2 separate regions of the Homo sapiens genome follow, and region 1 is linked to region 2. A link is a contact called in ENCODE Hi-C or POLR2A ChIA-PET data. All regions are on one chromosome and are shown on one strand. The core of a region is the stretch at or near the end of the contact, and the rest is flanking DNA. Distances in the headings are between cores, read along the strand shown.

Region 1 (4,718 bases), core at 1,070-3,569, 6.5 Mb after region 2:
CTGGAAAAGGCAAACTCATTGGTACAGAGAACAGATTAGTGGCTGCCAGGGGCTAGGGGTAGGGAAAAGGGTTGATCACAAAGAGGTCAAACAAGGGTGTTTTTATGATGCTAGAGCTATTCTGTCCTTAATTGTGGTGGTGGTGACACAATTGTATGCATTTGTCAAAACGCATAGAACTGTACACCAAAAAGTGAATTTTACTATGTGTATGTTTTAAAAATAAAAATTTTAAAGTTTAAAAGGGATATCTTACCTATCATATTGGCAAAAATCCAAAAGCTTGACACTACATGCTATTAGCAAGGCTGTGGGGAGTCAGGCACCCTTTATATTAATACGTTGCTGGTGGGAAGGCAAAACGTTACAACATCTATAATTTGGCAATATCTAAAAAAACTACACATATATTTATCCTTTAATCCAGCAATCCCACTTCTAGTAACCTACCTTGGAGAGAGACATCCAGCAATATGAAAATATGTGTGCACAAAGTTATTCATTTCAGCATTATTGAAATTGAAATATTCTTGAAACTACCTAAATATTCCAACATAGGAGATTGACTGAATATACTATAGCACATATACACCACAGATTTTGCAGCTGTAAAAAAGGAATGAGGAAGACTTATGTAAAATGATAATGGATTTTTATGCTACATTTGTATAAAATAGAGAAATAAGAAAACATACAGGTATTTGCCTATTTTTGCAAAAGGAAACACACAAGATAAACCAGAAAGTAATGAAATCGGTTACCTATAGGAATTGGTGGAAATGGAATGCAACAGTTAGGGGAGGGAATGACACTTCTCTAAGTACACTAGTCTGTTTAGTTTTGACTTTTGGAATAATGTTAATATTTTCAATAGTCAAAATGTATAATCAAAGCATTTAGTTTTACACGATGAAAAAGTCTTAGAGATGAATAATGGTGATAGTTGCACAACAATGTGAATGCCATTAATGCCACTGAACTGTATGTATTTTATTTTTTTTGTTTTGGGACAGGTCTCAGGCTAGAGTGCAGTGGTGCGATCTTGGCTCACTGTAACCTCCGCCTCCCCGGTTCAAGCAAGTCTCATGCCTCAGCCTCCCGAGTAGCTGGGATTAGAAGCATGTGCCACCATGCCCAGCTAATTTTTTGTATATTAGTAGAGACGGGGTTTTGCCGTGTTGCCATTTCTTTTCTTTCTTTTTTTTCTTTTCTTTTCTTTTCTTTTTTTTTTTTGAGACGGAGTCTTGCTCTGTCACCAGGCTGGAGTGCAGTGGTGGTATCTTGGCTCACTGCAACCTCCGACTCCCTGGTTCAAGCGATTCTGCCGCCTCAGTCTACAGAGTAGCTGGGATTACAGGCACATGCCACCACGCCCAGCTAATTGTTGGTATTTTTAGTAGAGATGGGGTTTCACCATGTTGGCCAGGATGGTCTCGATCTCCTGACCTCGTGATCCGCCCACCTCGGCCTCCCAAAGTGCTGGGATTACAGGCGTGAGCCACCGCGCCAGGCCTAACAGCTTTCTTTTCTTTCTTTCTTTTTGAGACGTAGTCTCGCTCTGTCGCCCAGGCTGGAGTCCAGTGGCACGTTCTCGGCTCACTGCAACCTCCGCCTCCCGGGTTCAAGTGATTATTCTGCCTCAGCCTCCTGAGTAGCTGGGATGACAGGCGCGCGCCACCACGCCGGCTAATTTTTGTATTTTTAGTAGAGACGGGGTTTCACCATCTTGGCCAGGCTGGTCTCGAACTCCGACCTCGTGATCCGCCCACCTTGGCCTCTCAAAGTGCTGGGATTACAGGCGTGAGCCACCGCGCCCGGCCAATAGCTTTCCAAAGTTATTTTATCACGTATTTATCTACATATTACAGAAGTTTTTACTGTTCTTGCAACTTTTCTCTAAACTTGACGTTATTTGAAAACTAAAAGCTAAGCCAATTAGTATAGTAGTAATAGCAGACAAAAAAAATGAGAGAAGTAAAGGAAGTTTTGGGGGAACAGAAAGAAGAAAGAGCTAGTGTGGAGATACTAAACCGAAGCTTGTGGAACTTGAACGCCATTTTGAAGCTAGTTCCTTAGACGATTCGGTCGAAGATCTGTCTCTCGGCTGCCCTCTATAGAGCTCTAAACCTGGCTTCAAGGAGTTCTTTCATTCTTCATTAGATACCACCCACCATACGTCATTTTATAAAGCCGGAAACTACATTTCCCAAAAGGCCTTTATTTTTCCTCGCGGGAAAAGGGATTGCAATTACTATAGGTTTTACAGGTATCGCGAGATTTCGTCAAATCTCATTACGGATCCCGGCTGAAAGCCATTTTGTTTTTCAGCTCACTTCAAGGGTACCTGAAGCGAATTGGCACCAAAGCAGCAGCTGTATTGCCGCAGTTCTAGCTTCACCTTCACGATGTTTCCCTTGGTCAAAAGCGCACTAAATCGTCTCCAAGGTGAGCAAAAATTATGACAAATCATTTACAACAACCTTATATCAATGTGTCCTCGCGGCCTCTCGTGTGCTTTCCTTTTACGAACATCTCGGCCTTCTAATCTTGAATGCTGTCTGTCTCCCATCTCGTCCCAAGTCATTGGGATGATGTCCTTAGCATTGGCTTTATCACCCAGTATTTCTGTTTCGGTTTCCAGCTCTCTTTCTGTTATCGGAGTGATAGTCTAGCCCTGCTTTTTAATTCTTCAGTAACCTTTGATTTCAGGGAAGGACATTCTTGGTAGACACCTCGTTCCTTAAGTGATGTCCTACATTTTAGCTTTGGGGATATGTTTACTCCTAACCCTGTATAGAAAAATATCTTCTCCAATTCCTATTACTGTAATAGACGGAAACTGTAAATCTAGCTCTTCACCTGGTTTAATTGCAGGGAAACAACCCAAATGGTATCGATGCAGCTTTGAAGTTATTTGTGGATTAACAATGTTAGCTGGCCAGGCGCGGTGGCTCACACTTGTAATCCCAGCACTTTGGGAGGCCAAGGCGGGCGGATCCCCTGAGGTCAGGAGTTCGAGACCAGCCTGGCCAACATAGTGAAACGCCGTCCCTACTAAAAATACAAAAATTAGCCGGGCGTGGTGGTGGGCGCCTGTAATCCCAGCTACTTGGGAGGCTGAGGCAAGAGAATCGCTTGTACCCGGGAGGCGGAGGTTGCAGTGAGCCAAGACTGCTACTGCACTCCAGCCTGGGCAACAAGAGCGGGACTCCGTCTCGAAAACAAAAACAAAACAATGTTAGCTGTCCTGAAGGCAATCGTGGTCATTTTTTTCTTATCCAAAGGTTGGGCAGGTACAGGGAGTTTTGAGACCAGCATTATGTAGAGAAAATGCAATAGATTGAGGAGAACAAATTAATTTTCATACTTGATTTGCACCGAAGGTGACCTTGAGTAACGTGGGCAGTTGTTACACAATGAAGGTGACCCGTAATTACTATTTAGTTTGTTTAGCCATCTTTTGATTTTCACTTAATAGAATCATTGGAGGATATTATTAGATTGTGTCCTAAACTCTTAAGCAACTTTGAAAATAACCACAAAATATTAGCTGGACTATTTTCATATTCCCAAAGTAGCATTTATTATCTCTTTTACTTTGGGCATATGATTTAGCCTCTCTCAACCTCAGTTTCCTTCTTTGTAAAATAAGTAATTTGTAAATAATGCCTACTTCATGGGGTTGTTGAGGATTATATGAGATCACCAATGTGTGGTAATTAAACAGTTGTCACAGAGGAGAGGTCTGATGAAATCCACCAGAGTTACATGAGTGTGTTGAAGTTATGAGATGTTGCAGAATTTTTTGGTAGTCTTAATTTCTTTGCTCTTTGAGCAAATAGGGCCACCTTGTACCTCAGGAAAGGTTTTTTGTTTTTTTTTCAGCGTGGAATTCACATGCCCACTTTTTATCTTTTCTGGAGCAGAATATATTATGAAATATTTGTAAATTTGCCTATCCCGGTGTGACTAAAAGATGAAAAGGGAAAGCTATGTAAGACAGTTAGAAGATCTGATAATGGTCTAATAACTATCATGAAGTAACCCATTGTACCATGTAGAAATATTCATTGCTAGTGAATGGGCAACATTGCAGTTTCTTTTTTTTTTTTTTGAGACAAAGTTTCGCTCTTGTTGCCCAGGCTGGAGTGCAGTGGCTCAATCTTGGTTCACTGCAATCTCCGTCTCCTAGGTTCAAGTGATTCTCCTGCCTCAGGCTCCCTAGCTTTTCATTATATATGTAAGTACCTTTGGAGGCTCTTTAAAACGATAAGAACCTGCCCCTTAAATTGGACAGGAAGAAAAAAAAAAACAGCTAGAAACAAGCTTTTTCCAGTCTCGGCTGTTTCCCAAGCCCTCCTTTTTAGTTCTTCCAGGGGCCGTTTGAAAACTTTTGTTCTTCTCTTTCTACTGGTATAATACTAACAGCAAACTTTATCATTCTGCTCAAAAACTAAGTCCTTAGCTAATTCTGCTTCCTTGTACGATACTGATTTTTATCTACATGTGTAATCCTCTAGACTGGAAGTTACTTGAGGACAGGATCTCTGTCTTATACTTTTTTATATACCCCATTTCTCATTTTTTATTTTTAGGGACAGAGAATTGCTCTGTTACCCAGGCTGGAGTGTAGTGGTGTGATCATAGCTCACTGCATCCTCTAACTCCTGGACTCAAGTGATCGTCCGGCCACAGCCTCCTGAGTAGCTGGGACTACA
Region 2 (5,200 bases), core at 1,878-4,377:
CAAGACCACCCTGGGCTACAATAGTGAGACCCTGTCTCTACAAAAAAAAAAAAGTTATCTTTTATATTTATAGGACCTGAAGTCTCCTTCCACATCCTACAAGCCTCTACCTTTATTCAGTCTGCTTTTCCTCAAGCACAAGCATCCAAGAGACAATATCGTACTAAATAACTTTTTTTTTTTTTTTTTTGAGACAGAGTCTCGCTCTGTTGCCCAGGCTGGAGTACAGTAGCGCGATCTCGGCTCACTGCAACCTCCACCTCCCGGGTTCAAGCGATTCTCCAGCCTCAGCCTCCCAAGTAGCTGGGGCTACAGATGTGCGCCACCGTGTTGGCTAATTTTTTTGTATTTTTAGTAAAGATACGGTTTCACCATGTTGGCCAGCTTGGTCTCAAACTCCTGACCTCAGGTGATCTGTCCGCCTCGGCCTCCCAAAGTGCTGGGATTACAGCCGTGAGCCACTGTGCGCGCTGCTACGTAACTATCATAAACTACATTAAAAAGCATTCCAAGCTGGGCGCGGTGGCTCACGCCTGTAATCCCAGCACTTTGGGAGGCCAAGGCGGGTGGATCACCTGAGGTCAGGAGTTTGAGACCAGCCTGGTTAACACGGTGAAACCCCGTGTCTACTAAAAATACAAAAATTCGGGTGTGGTGGTATGCTCCTATAGTCCCAGCTACTCAAGAGGCTGAGACTGGAGAATCGCTTGAACCCGGGAGAAGGAGGTCGGCAGTGCACTCCACCCTGGGCAACAGAGTGAGACTTTCTCAAAAAAAAAATAAGAAAAAGAAAGAAAGATCATCCTTTCGCATTCTCCCAATATAACTGATTTAGGCAAGGGACATCAATGAATGCTAAAACCACATTGGGTGCAAGGTCAATGGGGAAAAGAATATTCACAATTTATTCTGCAGAAGGATGGGCTCAGTACCAAAAGACTGAAAAAAAAAAAAGAATATTCACACAATCTCTAAGTACCTGTGGATTACTTAGTAATTACACAGGGTTGTACCTTTGTGATGGAGCAATCTGGTGGTGACTACTTTATCAAGGTGATGAAATTTAGCATCACCAATACTAGGACAACACTGTATTTGACAGTGTACCTTCTGATGGCTGATAAAATATTTAACCTGGGCCGGGCGCGGAGGCTCACTCCTGTAATTTCCAGCACTTGAGGCGGGCGGATCACGAGGTCAGGAGTTTGAGATCAGTGTGGCCAATATGGTGAAACCCCGGCTCTACTAATCATACAAAAATTAGCCAGGGGTGGTGGCGCCGAGATCGCACCACAGCACTTTATCCTGGGAGACAGAGCAAGAGACTCCGTCTCAAAAAAAGAAAAAAAAAAAAAGGCCGGGCGTGTGGTGGCTCACGCCTGTAATCCCAGCATTTTGGGAGGCCGAGGTGGGCGGATCACGAGGTCAGGAAATCAAGACCATCCTGGCTAACACAGTGAAACCCCGTCTCCACCAAAAATACAAAAATTAGCCGGGCTTGGTGGCGGGCGCCTGTAGTCCCAGATACTTGGGAGGCTGAAGCAGGAGAATGGTGTGAACCCAGGAGGTGGAGCTTGCAATGAGCCGAGATAGCACCACTGCACTCCACCCTGGGCAACAGAGCGAGACTACGTCTCAAAAAAAAAAAGGAAACAAGAGAAATTCGGATCATGGAATGTTTTCAAGACAACTTGCCTGGATTCTTCCAAATATTTAGTGTCATGAAAAACAAACAAGAAGGCAGGTGATTCTGGACTAAAGGAAGATGACCAAATACAATGCATGAAACGTGAATGGATCCTAGTATTGGAAAAAAGGGAGAATGAGGAAGAGTGCTATGATGTGGTAAAGAAATTATTTCAGTCTATATTATCATAATATGTGAAAAAAGCAAGGTGAAAGCCGGGGTGTTGGCTCATGGCTGCAATCCCAGCACTTTGGGAGGCTGAAACGGGCAGATTGCTTGAGCCCAGGAGTCTGAGACCAGCCTGTGCAACATGACGAAACCCCGTAAAATGTTCCAACTAGGACAACTGGGGAAATTTAAGTGCGGACTCTTCCTTAAATAATATTGACTTACTTCCTAAAGTTGTGATAAAGGTACTTTGGTTCCATAGTTAAGATGCTTATTTTTAGGAGTGAAGAACAAGATGCCCATAAATGGTTTAGAAAAACAAAAATCCTAGCAAAATGTTAACCATTGTGAGTCTAGGTGAGGGGTCAGCTGTTCATTTTACTAAACTTTCACATTTTCCGAAATAAAACGTTGGGGGAACAAGTATTTTTTTTGAGGCGGGCTGGAGTGCAGTGGCCCGATCACAGGTCACTGCAGACTCCAACTCCTGGCTCCCACCTCAGACCCCCCAACAGCTGGGACTACAGGCACTGGCCACCACATCTGGCTAATTTTTTTGATTTTGTGTATGGATGGAGTCTCGCTTTCTTGTCCAGGCTGGCCTCATACTCGTGGGCTCAAGCGATCCTCCCACCTCGGCCTCTCAAAGTGCTGGAATTACAGGCGTAAGCCACCGCGTCCGGTCAAAAAATCAATTTCTAGGGAAAAATGTCAACTCAAAACAAGTAACCTGCATAGCTCGGGAATGCCTGTATAATTTACGTCAAGTCTCTCCTTGGGACGGACCGGTGAAATTGCACGCAGCACAAAGACCGGCTCTTACCCTTACTTCCGGGTATTGTGGTACAGGAACCCGAGGTTGCCTGCGCGTAAGCCACGTGACTCGAGCAGCTCCTTCTGATTGGAGGAAGAGCCACTGCTCTAATTCGGTGCCGTGAGAAAGCTCGCGCGCGGAGCAGTGGGAGCGGGCGGGACTGAATATTTTCTTTGACCAACCGCTTTCCACATATCCATCCTCCTGATCCCGTAGCGTCGAATCAAAAGCCGTTAGTAAAGTAGTTACTTCTTTCTCTTAGGATAGCCGGTCTTTCCGGGTTTTCCCCCCCTTCCCCCTCCCCTCTCCCCACTTCCCCCTCCCTTTCCCCTCTGTTTTGAGCTTCCGGTAGAGGCTGGTAGGGTAAGGGAGCTCAGTAAGTCACTTCTGGGCGACTGTTGTTTTATTTCCGGTCTATGGGACCCGGCTGCGATTTGCTGCTGCGGACAGCAGCTACCATCACTGCTGCCGCCATCATGTCAGACACGGACAGCGACGAAGATTCCGCTGGAGGCGGCCCATTTTCTTTAGCGGGTTTCCTTTTCGGCAACATCAATGGAGCCGGGCAGCTGGAGGGGGAAAGCGTCTTGGATGATGTGAGGGGGTGGGCGTGGGGGTAGGGCTCGGGGGGTGGGGCTAAGCAGAGGAAGGAGGTGCGGGGAGGAAAGGAGAGGGTGCTCAGGCAGCGAGAACAGGGCGCAGCTAACGCCGGGGAGGAGGATCCCGTCCTCATGGGTGCGGGAGCAACGTGGCGTGGGAGTGATCGTTCTGGGGGAGAGTGGGCAGAAGAGAGCGCGAGGCGAGCCCGGGGCCAGGGGCGCAGGGAATAGTGGCTTTGGAGCTAGCGCTCTGCCGACCAGACAGTAGGACACATGCTGGTTTCGCCTACTGAGATGGCTTCCCACCCGTAACCTGCTTGGAGATTCTTGACACTGCCTGCCCCTCTGACATCGCTGCCCTGAGATGGCTCTATAGAGCCAGAGGACTGGACAGGACCTGCCTCCCGCTCGTTTGGTTCCGGCCTCAGGCTTAGGACAATGGGGTGTTCCTAGCACCCGAGCGGGCCTCCTGGTCACAGTGCGCCTTTTAGGTGGCTCTCCCAGCGTCTTCACTGACTTTCGTGAAATAGTGTCCTGCGCCCTAGTGAAACTACCCTGCCTTCACTTAGGCCCGTTTTCTTGAGGAGTGAAGCTGTCGGCCGCTGTGGCCCCTCCTGTGCCGCAGGCGCATGCGAAACAGGGACCGAACGAGCCCCGCCTCGACGCCTCCAATCCCACTGATCCCCCTGCCTCGGCCCTCGTTCCGAGAACGACCGTTCCATTCATTCAGTCTTGGCAGTAGTTATTTGATTCGTCTTCTCTTGTAGTATACTTTAAAGTGTGGGCGATGCAGTTGGCTGTGGTGCTTTAATAAAGATCTGATCGATGCGGAGTTTGGTAGATGTATATTACAGTTCTCGAACGTGTTGCTTGTTTTGGCACACTGCACAGTCATTTTTCATGTGGATTTGTGACTTTGTCGTGGACCAGGGAAATAAGTCCTGTGGTGTGGGAGTCGTAGGTTTAGTTGTTATCTTCGACTCGTGCTGTCCCTTTTTCAGGAATGTAAGAAGCACTTGGCAGGCTTGGGGGCTTTGGGGCTGGGCAGCCTGATCACTGAACTCACGGCAAATGAAGAATTGACCGGGACTGACGGTGCCTTGGTAAATGATGAAGGTGAAGTCTGGGTTGTGGGGAGTAGGCGGGGGAGGAGGCTAGCCACCTACTATGTATGTACTTTTTTGTGTGTGTAAGACGGAGTTTCGCTCTGTCTCCGAGGTTGGAGTGCAGTGGGGCGATCTGGGCTGACTGCAGCCTCCGCCACCCGGGTTCAAGCATTTCTCCTGTCTCAGCCTCCTGAGTAGCTGGGACTACAGGCACGCACCACCACGCCCGGCTAATTTTTGTATTTTTAGTAGAGACAGGGTTTCATCATATTGGTCAGACTGGTCTTGAACTCCTGGCCTGAGGTGATCCGTCTGGCTTGGCCTTCCAAAGTGCTGGGATTACAGGCGTGAGCCACCGCATCCAGCCTGTACATGTACTTTTAAATGGGAATTATCTGAGGGAGTGAGGGTCGCTTACTGTTGTTGCGATTCTCCCTGCTTTTTTCATAGGGTGGGTTAGGAGTACAGAAGATGCTGTGGACTATTCAGACATCAATGAGGTGGCAGAAGATGAAAGCCGAAGATACCAGCAGACGATGGGGAGCTTGCAGCCCCTTTGCCACTCAGGTGATTCTTTGGTGTATTGGCTTGAACATTCCAGTGCATTATCCTGCTGTATAGTCCAGTTTGGGCTCTGGTTTCTATACCCGCTGTCTGCCATTGTTTCTGCTCTCTATGCCTTTGCTTTGGCTCCTCCACTCCCTTTGTCAGGTCAGTTCCAAGTAGCTGCTATCTTTTTTTGTGTTCTGGCCAGTCTTAACCGTATTCATGTGGTTATTCCTCACACTGTTCAGTCATGAATTCTTAGTTAATGACAAGTAGCTTT

What was found. Hi-C counts contacts between places; a loop is a spot of excess contacts on that map. ChIA-PET counts read pairs that join two places held with the same protein, here RNA polymerase II (POLR2A). Pooled maps may share reads with other maps.
Region 1: a loop to region 2 is called in a pooled map, with 13 times the contacts of the local background. The contact joins the promoter of COX7B here to the promoter of TAF1 in region 2. A Hi-C loop is called at or near these places in 8 of 50 pooled maps. POLR2A ChIA-PET finds 5 or more read pairs at or near these places in 4 of 52 experiments (B cell, MCF 10A, T-cell and 1 more).

The regions. Positions count from the first base shown.
Region 1 is chrX:77,897,149-77,901,866 of GRCh38, forward strand. It overlaps COX7B (cytochrome c oxidase subunit 7B), which reads left to right and starts at 2,320. Exons shown (of 3, transcript NM_001866.3): 1 at 2,320-2,445. The coding sequence starts at 2,406. RefSeq lists an enhancer at 2,274-2,523.
Region 2 is chrX:71,363,230-71,368,429 of GRCh38, forward strand. It overlaps TAF1 (TATA-box binding protein associated factor 1), which reads left to right and starts at 3,128. Exons shown (of 38, transcript NM_004606.5): 1 at 3,128-3,265; 2 at 4,270-4,384; 3 at 4,825-4,941. The coding sequence starts at 3,146. RefSeq lists enhancers at 1,892-2,461, 2,630-2,679, 3,170-3,219, 3,738-4,433 and a silencer at 2,820-3,009.